Regions from separate parts of the Homo sapiens genome. Here regions 1 and 3 are each linked to region 2. Evidence: chromatin contacts called from ENCODE Hi-C or POLR2A ChIA-PET data. All regions are on one chromosome and are shown on one strand. The core of a region is the stretch at or near the end of the contact, and the rest is flanking DNA. Distances in the headings are between cores, read along the strand shown. Region 1 overlaps LINC02245 (long intergenic non-protein coding RNA 2245). Region 2 overlaps SPRED2 (sprouty related EVH1 domain containing 2). Region 3 holds the start of SLC1A4 (solute carrier family 1 member 4).

What was found. A loop is a pair of places that touch in the nucleus more often than their neighbours do. ChIA-PET counts read pairs that join two places held with the same protein, here RNA polymerase II (POLR2A). Pooled maps may share reads with other maps.
Region 1: a pooled map shows a loop between it and region 2 (2.9-fold over the local background). The contact joins two enhancer-like sites. A Hi-C loop is called at or near these places in 1 of 37 single-sample maps with no recorded cell type and 2 of 50 pooled maps. POLR2A ChIA-PET finds 5 or more read pairs at or near these places in 2 of 52 experiments (HEK293 and naive thymus-derived CD8-positive, alpha-beta T cell).
Region 3: a loop to region 2 is called in a pooled map, with 2.4 times the contacts of the local background. The contact joins the promoter of SLC1A4 here to the enhancer-like site in region 2. A Hi-C loop is called at or near these places in 1 of 37 single-sample maps with no recorded cell type and 6 of 50 pooled maps. POLR2A ChIA-PET finds 5 or more read pairs at or near these places in 1 of 52 experiments (PC-9).

The regions. Positions count from the first base shown.
Region 1 is chr2:64,915,444-64,918,485 of GRCh38, reverse strand. The region is part of intron 1 of LINC02245 (long intergenic non-protein coding RNA 2245); the gene reads left to right. Among named protein-coding and RNA genes, the nearest start is that of LINC02245, 15 kb to the left of the region's middle. RefSeq lists enhancers at 302-381, 1,392-1,441, 1,812-2,001, 2,915-2,994. Within about 2 kb of position 1,428, at least 25 of the 41 ENCODE cell types and tissues checked have a DNase peak (open chromatin) inside an H3K27ac peak, as active enhancers do.
Region 2 is chr2:65,357,224-65,360,358 of GRCh38, reverse strand. The region is part of intron 1 of SPRED2 (sprouty related EVH1 domain containing 2); the gene reads left to right. Among named protein-coding and RNA genes, the nearest start is that of SPRED2, 74 kb to the left of the region's middle. RefSeq lists enhancers at 2,150-2,299, 2,332-2,833. Within about 2 kb of position 1,300, at least 6 of the 41 ENCODE cell types and tissues checked have a DNase peak (open chromatin) inside an H3K27ac peak, as active enhancers do.
Region 3 is chr2:64,988,018-64,990,865 of GRCh38, reverse strand. SLC1A4 (solute carrier family 1 member 4) reads right to left here and starts at 1,467. Exons shown (of 8, transcript NM_003038.5): 1 at 696-1,467. The coding sequence starts at 1,222. RefSeq lists silencers at 1,068-1,247, 1,458-2,157 and an enhancer at 881-1,465.

The DNA of each region.
Region 1 (3,042 bases), core at 179-2,678, 440 kb after region 2:
GAGTTTGAGACCAGCCTGGGCAACATAGGGAGACTCCCATCTCTACCAAAAATAAAAAATTAGCCGAGCATGGTGGCACATGCCTGTGGCCCCTGTTACTCAGGAGGCTGAGACGGGAGGATTGCTTGAGCCAGGGAGGTCGAGGCTGCAGTGAGCTGTGATTGCACCACTGCACTCCAGCCTGAGAACAGAGCAAGACCCTGTTTCAAAACATTAAAAATCCTCTCTCTGTCTCTCCTTCTCACACCCACACCTCCCACAGGCTCCCCACCCCGACTCCCCGCCCACACACACACCCATATACTTGGCCAGCAAAGGGCTGTAGTTTGAACATGTGGTTCAAGGAACACAAGTCGTTGCACAGCTGATACAGAAAATCCGAAACTTCCCTGCCCCCAGCCCTCCATCAGGAGTCTCCGGCTTCCACGACCACTTTCACACAGCCCTTATTGAACTCTTGGTTCGACCCTTACTTTTGCATTCCAACTGGATACAAAGCTGAGGACTGTTTTCCTATTATCTGCCAGATGAATGCTTGGATCGGTGTCCAGGCTGCCCGGTCGTGCTTAGTAATCGGAAACAGAGACAGCGGAAATCTCAAATTCTGGTTTCCTGCCGGGGAGCCAGCTCCAAGTCTGCGGGAGAGGAAAGGACGTTGTGACACAGCGCCACCCTGTGGCAGAAAGGAGAAGAGCCGCTCTTGGCCTGTTGTCTGCATTGGATCTCAAGGCCTGGGGTTGTCAGAAACCTGAAACCTTGCAGAACCCCAAAATAACAAAACTGTCATTTAAAGAGCACTTACTGTGTGTTAGGGAGGCACTGTGATAATTGTCTTATATTGTTATGGCCTCAGAGTTTCCCATGAGATGGATACTATTTTCTGAATAAGGAAACTGGAGCCCAGAAGGGTTAAGAAATTTGCCTAAGTTCACACAGCCAAGAAGTAGCCAGGCTACACATCCGCTGAGTGTGGTCACAGAGGCCACAATTTTTTTTTTTTTTTTTTTTTGAGACAAGGTCTCACTCTGTTGCCCAGGCTGGAGTGCAGTGGCACGATCTTGGCTCACTGCATCCTTGACCTTCCAGGCTCAAGTGATCCTCCTGCCTCAGCCTCCCAAGTAGCTGGGACCACAGGCATGCACTACCATGCCCGGCTAATTTTGTTTATGTTTTTGTAAAGACAAGGTCTCCCTATGTTGCCCAGGCTGGTCTCTAACTCCTGGGCTCGAGTGATCCTCCAGCCTCGGCCTCCCAAAGTGCTGGGATTGCAGGCATGAGCCACTGCATCCGGCCGAGGACACACATCTAACCACCACTCTGTCCTTCCAGTCACCTGCTCAGCAGAGAACATTCCCTATAGCAGGGCTTCTCAAACTCACACCTGCAGGAGGCACTGGGGAATCTTGTTAAAATCCAGATTCTGATTCGGCTGATCTGGGGTAGGGCCCAAGAGTCTACGTTTCTTTTCTTTTCTTTCTTTCTTTTCTTTTTTTTTTTTGAGACGGAGTTTCACTCTTATTGCCCTGGCTGGAGTGCAATGGCACAGTCTCAGCTCACTGCAACCTCCGCCTCCTGAATTCAAGCGATTCTCTTGCCTCAGCCTTCCGAGTAGCTGAGACTACAGGCACCTGCCACCACGCCTGGCTAATTTTTGTATTTTTAGTAAAGACGGGGTTTCACCATGTTGACCAAGCTGGTCTTGAAGTCCTGACCTCAGGTGATCAGCCTGCCTTGGCCTCCCAAAGTGCTGGGATTACAGGCGTGAGCCACTGTGCCCAGTCTGAGCCCAGTCTACATTTCTAAGGGCTCCTAGGTAATGTGGTGCTGCTGGTTCGTGGACCACACTTGGAGAGGTGAGGCCCTAGAGCAGCTGTCCAGTAGAACTTTCTGTGATGGTGGAAGTGCTCTAACTCTGCGCTGTGTCATACATCGCCACTGGCTGCAGGTGCTATGGAGCACCTGAAACATGGCTACTGCAACAGAGAAATACATTTTAATTTTAGTTCATTTAAATTAATTTGAATTTAGCCACATGCACATAGTGGCCTCCATACTGGATAGTGCAACATCCATCATGAGTGGGGGCTCAGGCTTGTCATTCAAGAGCCAAAATACCATGGTAGGTTAAAGCAAGACTATATAGGGTAACAAATTTTTGGAGTCATTAGAGATAGTATATTCAACACTGCTGTTTTACATATAAGGAAACTGGCCAGAGAGGCAAAGTGACTTGTTGCAGAGCCACAGAGCTGTTCCTGGCAGAGGGAAGGCTTCAGGTTCAAGGACAGCATTCTCCCTACCATGCCACATTTTGTTCTAGGCCCACTGACCTTCAAAAGAAAAATGTACATTTCCAATTTTGGGAAATCCAAGCTGGGTGTGGTGACATGTGCCTGTAGTTCCAGGTGCCCAAAAAGCTGAGCTGGGAGGATCATTTGAGCCTGGGAGGTTGAGGCTGCAATGAGCCGTGATTGCACCACTGCACTCCAGCTTGGGCGACAGAAGGAGACCTTGTCTCTAAAAAAAAATAATAATAAAAAAAAATAAAAGAAAGAAAATCCTCTATAAACAAAATGTAGCTGTTGGTAATAGTCAAATGCTATTTATTACTTTATACAACGTTTGAGGCAGTTAACCAGGTTTAAATGTTATCCAATTTCCTGAGGGAATTAACTGATTTTTGGCTACATTTGCAAGACCTGCATCACACGAAAAGAATCATCCCTTTTTATGGGATGTTTTGCAACACGAAGTTCTCTGGCAAAACCAAATTAAGACCAACCCCTGTTCAGGCCTCCCTGGTGTGTAGCTGGTGTCTTACCACATGGACTTCAGTGGGTACAGGTGTGCAAAGCAGTGATGGTACTCAGACAGACAACTGAACAGGTTGTTCTGTATCACACTGGAATGAAGGATTTACTTGATCTTTGAAAACATTTTTTTTCTGGTTGTAAGGCAATATATGTACATTATATAGAACTTGAAAATTGCGGGGAAAATACTGTGTTAGTTATTTGTTGTTGTGTAACAGGTTATCTCCAA
Region 2 (3,135 bases), core at 51-2,550:
TTTTCAGGGGATGGCATATCCAGGATGCTTTCAGTGACTGTGACTTTCCTGGAGAATGAAACTGTGTGAAGTTAGTCCTGAGAAGTGGCTGAAGCACACCAGTGAGTGAAATGAGCAGAGAGTTGTTCCTTTTGACCAACATTAAGTCGAGGGCCCTTCCACCTGTCAGTAAAGCTCTCTGGTGGAAGAAGTTGGCAGTAGCCACTTGGTTGTCCTGTCTTGAGCAGTGGTCTTTTGGTCTTTGTTTTTTTTTTTTTTGTTTTTTTTTTGTTTTTTTTTGTTTTTTTTTTTTTTGAGATGGAGTCTCGCTCTGTCGCCCAGGTTGGAGTGCAGTGACGCGACCTTGGCTCACTGCAACCTCCGCCTCCGGGGTTCTAGCGATTCTCCTGCCCCAGGCTCCCGAGTAGCTGGGACTACAGGCACACAGAACCACACCAGGCTGAGTTTTGTACTTTTAGTAGAGACGGAGTTTCACCATGTTTGCCAGGCTGGTCTTAAACTCCTGACCTCAGGTAATCCACCCTCCTTGGCCTCCCAAAGTGCTGGGATTACAGGCATGAGCCACCGCACCTGGCCCAATTTTTTGCATTTTTGGTAGAGACGGGGCTTCACCGTGTTAGGCAGGATGGTCTGGATCTCCTGACCTCATGATCCACCCGCCTCAGCCTCCCACAGTGCTGGGATTACAAGCGTGAGTCACTGCGCCCAGCCAGCAGTGGTCTTTAACCACCACAGACTGCATGACTTAAAGCTTGGTTGGGCTCCCTGCTGCAAACATGTTGGTGATGGCCAGGAAAGCCCAACTTCAGCAGCTTAGCCACGCAGGGTTTCAGTTATCTGTGAAAATCATGAGTCTTGAAAAAAAATGCCTTCTAGTGCCTCCACAAGCTAGTTGGCTTTGGGAGGTGGAGATAGCTCTAGTATTTCCTGGAGTTCTTTCTGAATCAAGTACTTCAAACTACACTACTCCCTTATAAATGAAAAAATATTTTAAGACTAACGTGTTAAAACTGAGGAAGCTTGGTAGCTAGTTGGCCTTTACATTATCCTTGCTGCCTAGTTCTTTTATGTCAGGAAAGTAACATGGGAAATATGTGTACTGAGTGGATGGCTCTGTCTTGTTATAACTCGGAAGGAAATTGCGCTTGTAGGACAAATCCTGTCCCTCTGTGTAGTCAACTAGTCAAGAATCCATTGCATCATGACTATATCCTATGAGCCTGACACTTGACTTAATTGCTCACCAACAGTCATTGTGACCCTAAAAGGAAAGAATTTCCCCAGTAACACTTAAGTTGGGATTTGTAAAATAACATCAGTACGGATCCTTTTAGAGCCATTCAAGATTCAGTGGTGCCACATTCTGAGGATCCCCAAAATGAAGCCTAAATCAGAAGTTTAAGAAGAATTCCTCCTCCTTACCTTTTCTCCCTCACCCCACCCCCAGATAGGAAAGCCCTTGGCCAAAACCCAGCAAGAGCTGAGAGGAACTGGCCTTTCTGGCAGTGGGGAAAGAGGCTTCTTGTCAAGGAGACTGTCAGTAAGCAGTTGAAACATTTGGGAATATTTTTCCACGTTGATTGGGCTTTCGTGGGCTGGATTGGGAACCCAGTTGCCCACCATTTTATGTTTTTTCTGTAGGGAAGATACATTCCAATTTCAAACAACTGACTTACGTTTGGACCAGAAATTATTTGTCACATTGAAGCAACTTAAACCTAAGTTGCAACTTGATGTGCACTGAGCTGCTTTAGCAGAGGTCTATAAGAAATGTCTTTCCCTATTTTTAAGCTAAATAATTGCTTTGTTACCTTTTCCTAACATTTTCTCCTTTTCACTCTGAATGTAGTAAAGATTGGGGCTGGGGAGTTCATGTTGAGTCAACTGATAAGGCAGATAGAATCAACTGTTTGGGAGAAAAAGGGTAGATCTCTCTTCTCTTCTTGGCCTGCATTTGTTCCATAAATATGTCATGGGGTTTTTCTTCCATGTGGCTAAAGAGAATCTCACATTTGTGGATGCGTAAACCCAGCTAGATGACCAGGTTGTACCTTTTATTTTCCCCCAGAGGATCTTATTAAACTTATTAAAACTCAATTTTCATCATTTTCTTGCTTTTTCAAAATACTTGGATAAACCAGTTTCACTCCTGGAAACTTCATAATTGTGTCATAACACTGGCACTGAGAGAACATATCTGTTAGTCTGTCATGGTTTCAGGTCTTTGTGGTTTCAAGTTTTTTCTCTACTCAAAGTATACTCTCAGTTGCATTTTACTGCTGAAAGTTTTCTGATCTGCTTTTGTAGGGTATTTTAGTGGCTTAAGTTTGCTAAGCCCTCTGCCACAACTACAGGACTTTAAGGCCATTTTTTTAAAACACAAAGCATGAAAAGGGATCAAAGTTGAAAGGGTCTCAAAAGTCATTTGTGGTCTCTACCCCTCATTTTACACATAAGGAAACTGAAGCTCAGTAATAAGAGTTTGGGGTGCCTCACCCGGTTGTGAGAAGATGTGTAATGGAGGTTAGGTCAGGTTAGGTCACCTGTCCTGACTTACGGCACTCATTACAACAGATCCAAAAAGGAATTACCTCTATTGGTGTGAAACTTCAGCAGGATGAGTAGGATCACCCTCTAGCTCTGTGATTTTTTCATGTAGCTGTGTTGCCAGTGTTACCTCTTCATTTCTCCTTAGAATTCCTTTCACAATCAGTTGCCTATCCAGTAAATTTCAAGGGACCAAGATAAGGAATAACTTATCCTCCAGAGCACCTAACTTGAATATGCGCACTTCTGCCACCACACGAGGTCCTTTCAAAAGTGTGATCGGGGGTTGTCACAGAGACTGATCTTAGTCCTTTATCTGTCCCTAATGTCAGTGACCTTGAACAAGTCCCTTCTGCAGTCTGGATTTTAATTTTTCCACGTGAGAGAGGAGTCTAGCATAGACGGTTTCCACAGTTCTTTGTATGAATAGCTTAAGAGGTGGAACTAATGTGAAGACCTGAACTCTGCCTTCGGGCTGACCTCTATACCACTCTCCAGGAGGGAAGTGAAGCCGTCCAGCATGCTTCAGGGAGAACAGGTGCCTTGACTGTGTGTTGTTTGTTTATCTGTGTGTTTAGCTCTCCATCT
Region 3 (2,848 bases), core at 218-2,717, 370 kb after region 2:
TTCTCTCCCTCCCCTCTAGAACTCACACTTTCGCACAAAGAAAGGCCTTTGAAACACAGCACTCTGCCGTGGTCTTTACTGGGGTGGACAGCAACCTGTCCCAAGCCCCAAGCCCTCAGGAGAGGCATATTTCTGGGCAATATGTCTCACTCAACTAACCCCAGCCCTATTATCCGTGGGTCCACTGATAACTGCAGAAAATTGCCAGCTTCCTTCGCAGCCAAGGACTGTAACAGAGAAGGCCATAGATTGCAAGCCGGATGACCCAAGAGGCAAAACTTAACCAATGCTCCCAGAAGCTTTTAGGCACCATGTGGGAGAAAATGAGGCGAAGCCACTGGGGCGTGGTCGGAACATTTTTACCGGGGAGAGCAGCGCGAGAGTATAAGGAGTAAAGAACAGGCGGGGCGGCTGGCTCTTCCCTAACAAACGCCCACCTAACGGTGGGGACTGGTTCTTGCTCAAAGATGCGGCCCTGCTCTTTCGATTGTGCGGTGCGCCCCAGCTGTTTGCAAAGGTGTGGTCAGCACGCAAAAACTCCAGACGTCATTTTGATATTTTTAAAACGTTAAACGCCACCAGCAGCCAGCTAAGAATTAACTCTTAGGAGTGTATAAGCATATGGGTGTATGAACTGGAGGGCATCCGAGAACTGGCGTCTCCCACTGGGCCCTGGGAGAGGTGGAGAGTGTTACCTGGCCAGGTCGAGGAAAGAGTCCACCGTCTCTTTGGGGACAGGAGGAGGCCCCGAGTCCTCCAGCCCCAGGTCGCTGGACTGAAGGGTCTGCGCACCGGATCCTGGCTTGATGATGAACGCCAAGGCCACGGCGAGCGCCGAGGCACTCAGTGTGGTGAGGCCAAAGTAGGCGACAGCGATGCCGCCCAGACGCCCGAGGCAGCTGGCATCGAGCGAGGCGGCGCCCGACACCAGGCTGCAGACCACCAGCGGCAGGATGATCATGCGCAGCATGCGGAGCAGCATCTCGCCGGGGAAGGCCAGGTAGGTGACCTGCGTGCGGCTCAGGCTGAGCCCGCGCAACGCCGCGCCCAGGCCCGCGCCCGCCAGCACCCCGGACACGGTGAGCAGCACCAGCGCTTGGCGCCGCAGGAAGCCCGCGCAACGCCGTGCGCGTCCCGCCGCGGTCCCCGGAGCTCCGGGCCCGGCCGCAGGCCCCGCCTGAGCGCTGTCAAGGTAGCCGTTGGTCTCGTTGCTCTTCTCCATGGCGCTACACGCCGCTCCGAGCTAGAGGTGGCAGGGGACGTGGGCTCTGGCAAAAGACGGGGTTCCCAATGAATGGGTCGGTCGGCCAGTTGTGCTCCGCAGGTTCTGGGAAGCCGCCCCGGGGGTCTCCGGGCCTGGCGCAGGAGCAGGTGCGAGAAAGGCGAGGAGAGGCGCAGAGTGCGGGTTGGAGCCGCGGGCGGAGAGGATCGCGCCCAGCCTCCCTGGAGCAGCCGCCGGCTGGAGATGATGCAAACGGGAGCCGCGAACGCGGACGCAGACGGGGAAGTAGGAGGGCGCGCCAGCGGCCCCAGCCCGCTCACTTCACGCCCGCCGTCCCGCCCCCTGTGGCGCTGGCCAATCACAGCCCGGGAGCCGCCGCCGGGAGCCGCCGCCGGGAGCCTCTGGTCCCCACCCGTGTCGCGGGTGCCGCAGGGGGCGGCCGGGCGGGAGGCTCCACCCGAGGCCGCGGGGGCGCGGGCGGCGCCGGCCAATCCTGGCGCCAATAGCCGCCTACCCGCCCGGCTAACGGAGGCCGGCTCCGGGCGACCGCGGGGAAGTGCGGGCTGAAGGACCGCCCGGGCTCCTTGGCACCTGCCGGGCCCTCTCCCGCGGCCGGGATCTGAGTCCTCGGGGCCAGAGGGCCCGGGAGAACTTAGAACGCAGCGGCGTTCCTCCTCCTGAGGACTGTGGGAGGGGAGGGAGGGGAGGGGAGAAGAGAGGAGGAGAGGGGAGGATCCCTCTCTCCCGGGTGGCGCTTTCGCCCCGCGCGGCCCGCGCTCCTCTCCAGAGCTCGCCGGCCTCTCCCGCCAGGGGGCCGGGCGCGGTGAGGGGGCCCGGGGCGGTCCTGCCGTCGCGTCCCCTCCTGCGGAAGATCCCTTCTTCCAGGGGTCCTCAGGGGCTTGTGCGGTAAAGCACGCCATGGTGCCCAGCAAGGCCCCGGCCTTGAGACAAAGGACGGACCGGAGGATGGATGAATAAGGGGAGCCTTCGCACGCGCTCATTAGGGCTCTAACGCAGCCATACCGCTAGAGAAAGGGGGCTCGCTGTGCCACCAAACCCGGCGCCCCTGGGCCGCGGAACCGCGCGCACCGGGGCGCTCCTGGGCTTGTGTCCTGGGGCCATCAGGATGGGGCTGGGTCGCCCGCCAGGCAGCTGTCTGCGGTATGGGCGTTTAAGACGCAAAGCTCTTCTAGAAGAAACAGAGCTCTCACGCCACCACTTCCAGTTGGTTTCTGCCACGTAACCAAAGCTGAAACACAAGCCACTGGATTTTAACCTCTTCCGTTCCCAGGCCTGAGCCCTGGCGAGAAAACAGCGCAGACGGCGGTTTGGCCATCCTGAACGGTTCCTTATTGTTCACGTTCTATGGATTTCCTGTTTATTTCATCTTTTATTTGATATCTGCTTTGGCCACGCGAGTTACAAGGGAAACTTCTGCTGAGTCTTTTTACTGTATCACAGTTATTATATTTTTATATTTTTTTATTCTGCTTGTGAATTGTTCTTTAAAGACTTCCGTGGGTGGTCTTTTGTTTTTTCTTTTTCCTTCCTTCCTTCCTTCCTTCCTTCCTTCCTTCCTTCCTTCCTTCCTCCCCCCCTCCCTCCCTCCCTCCCTTCCTTCCTTCT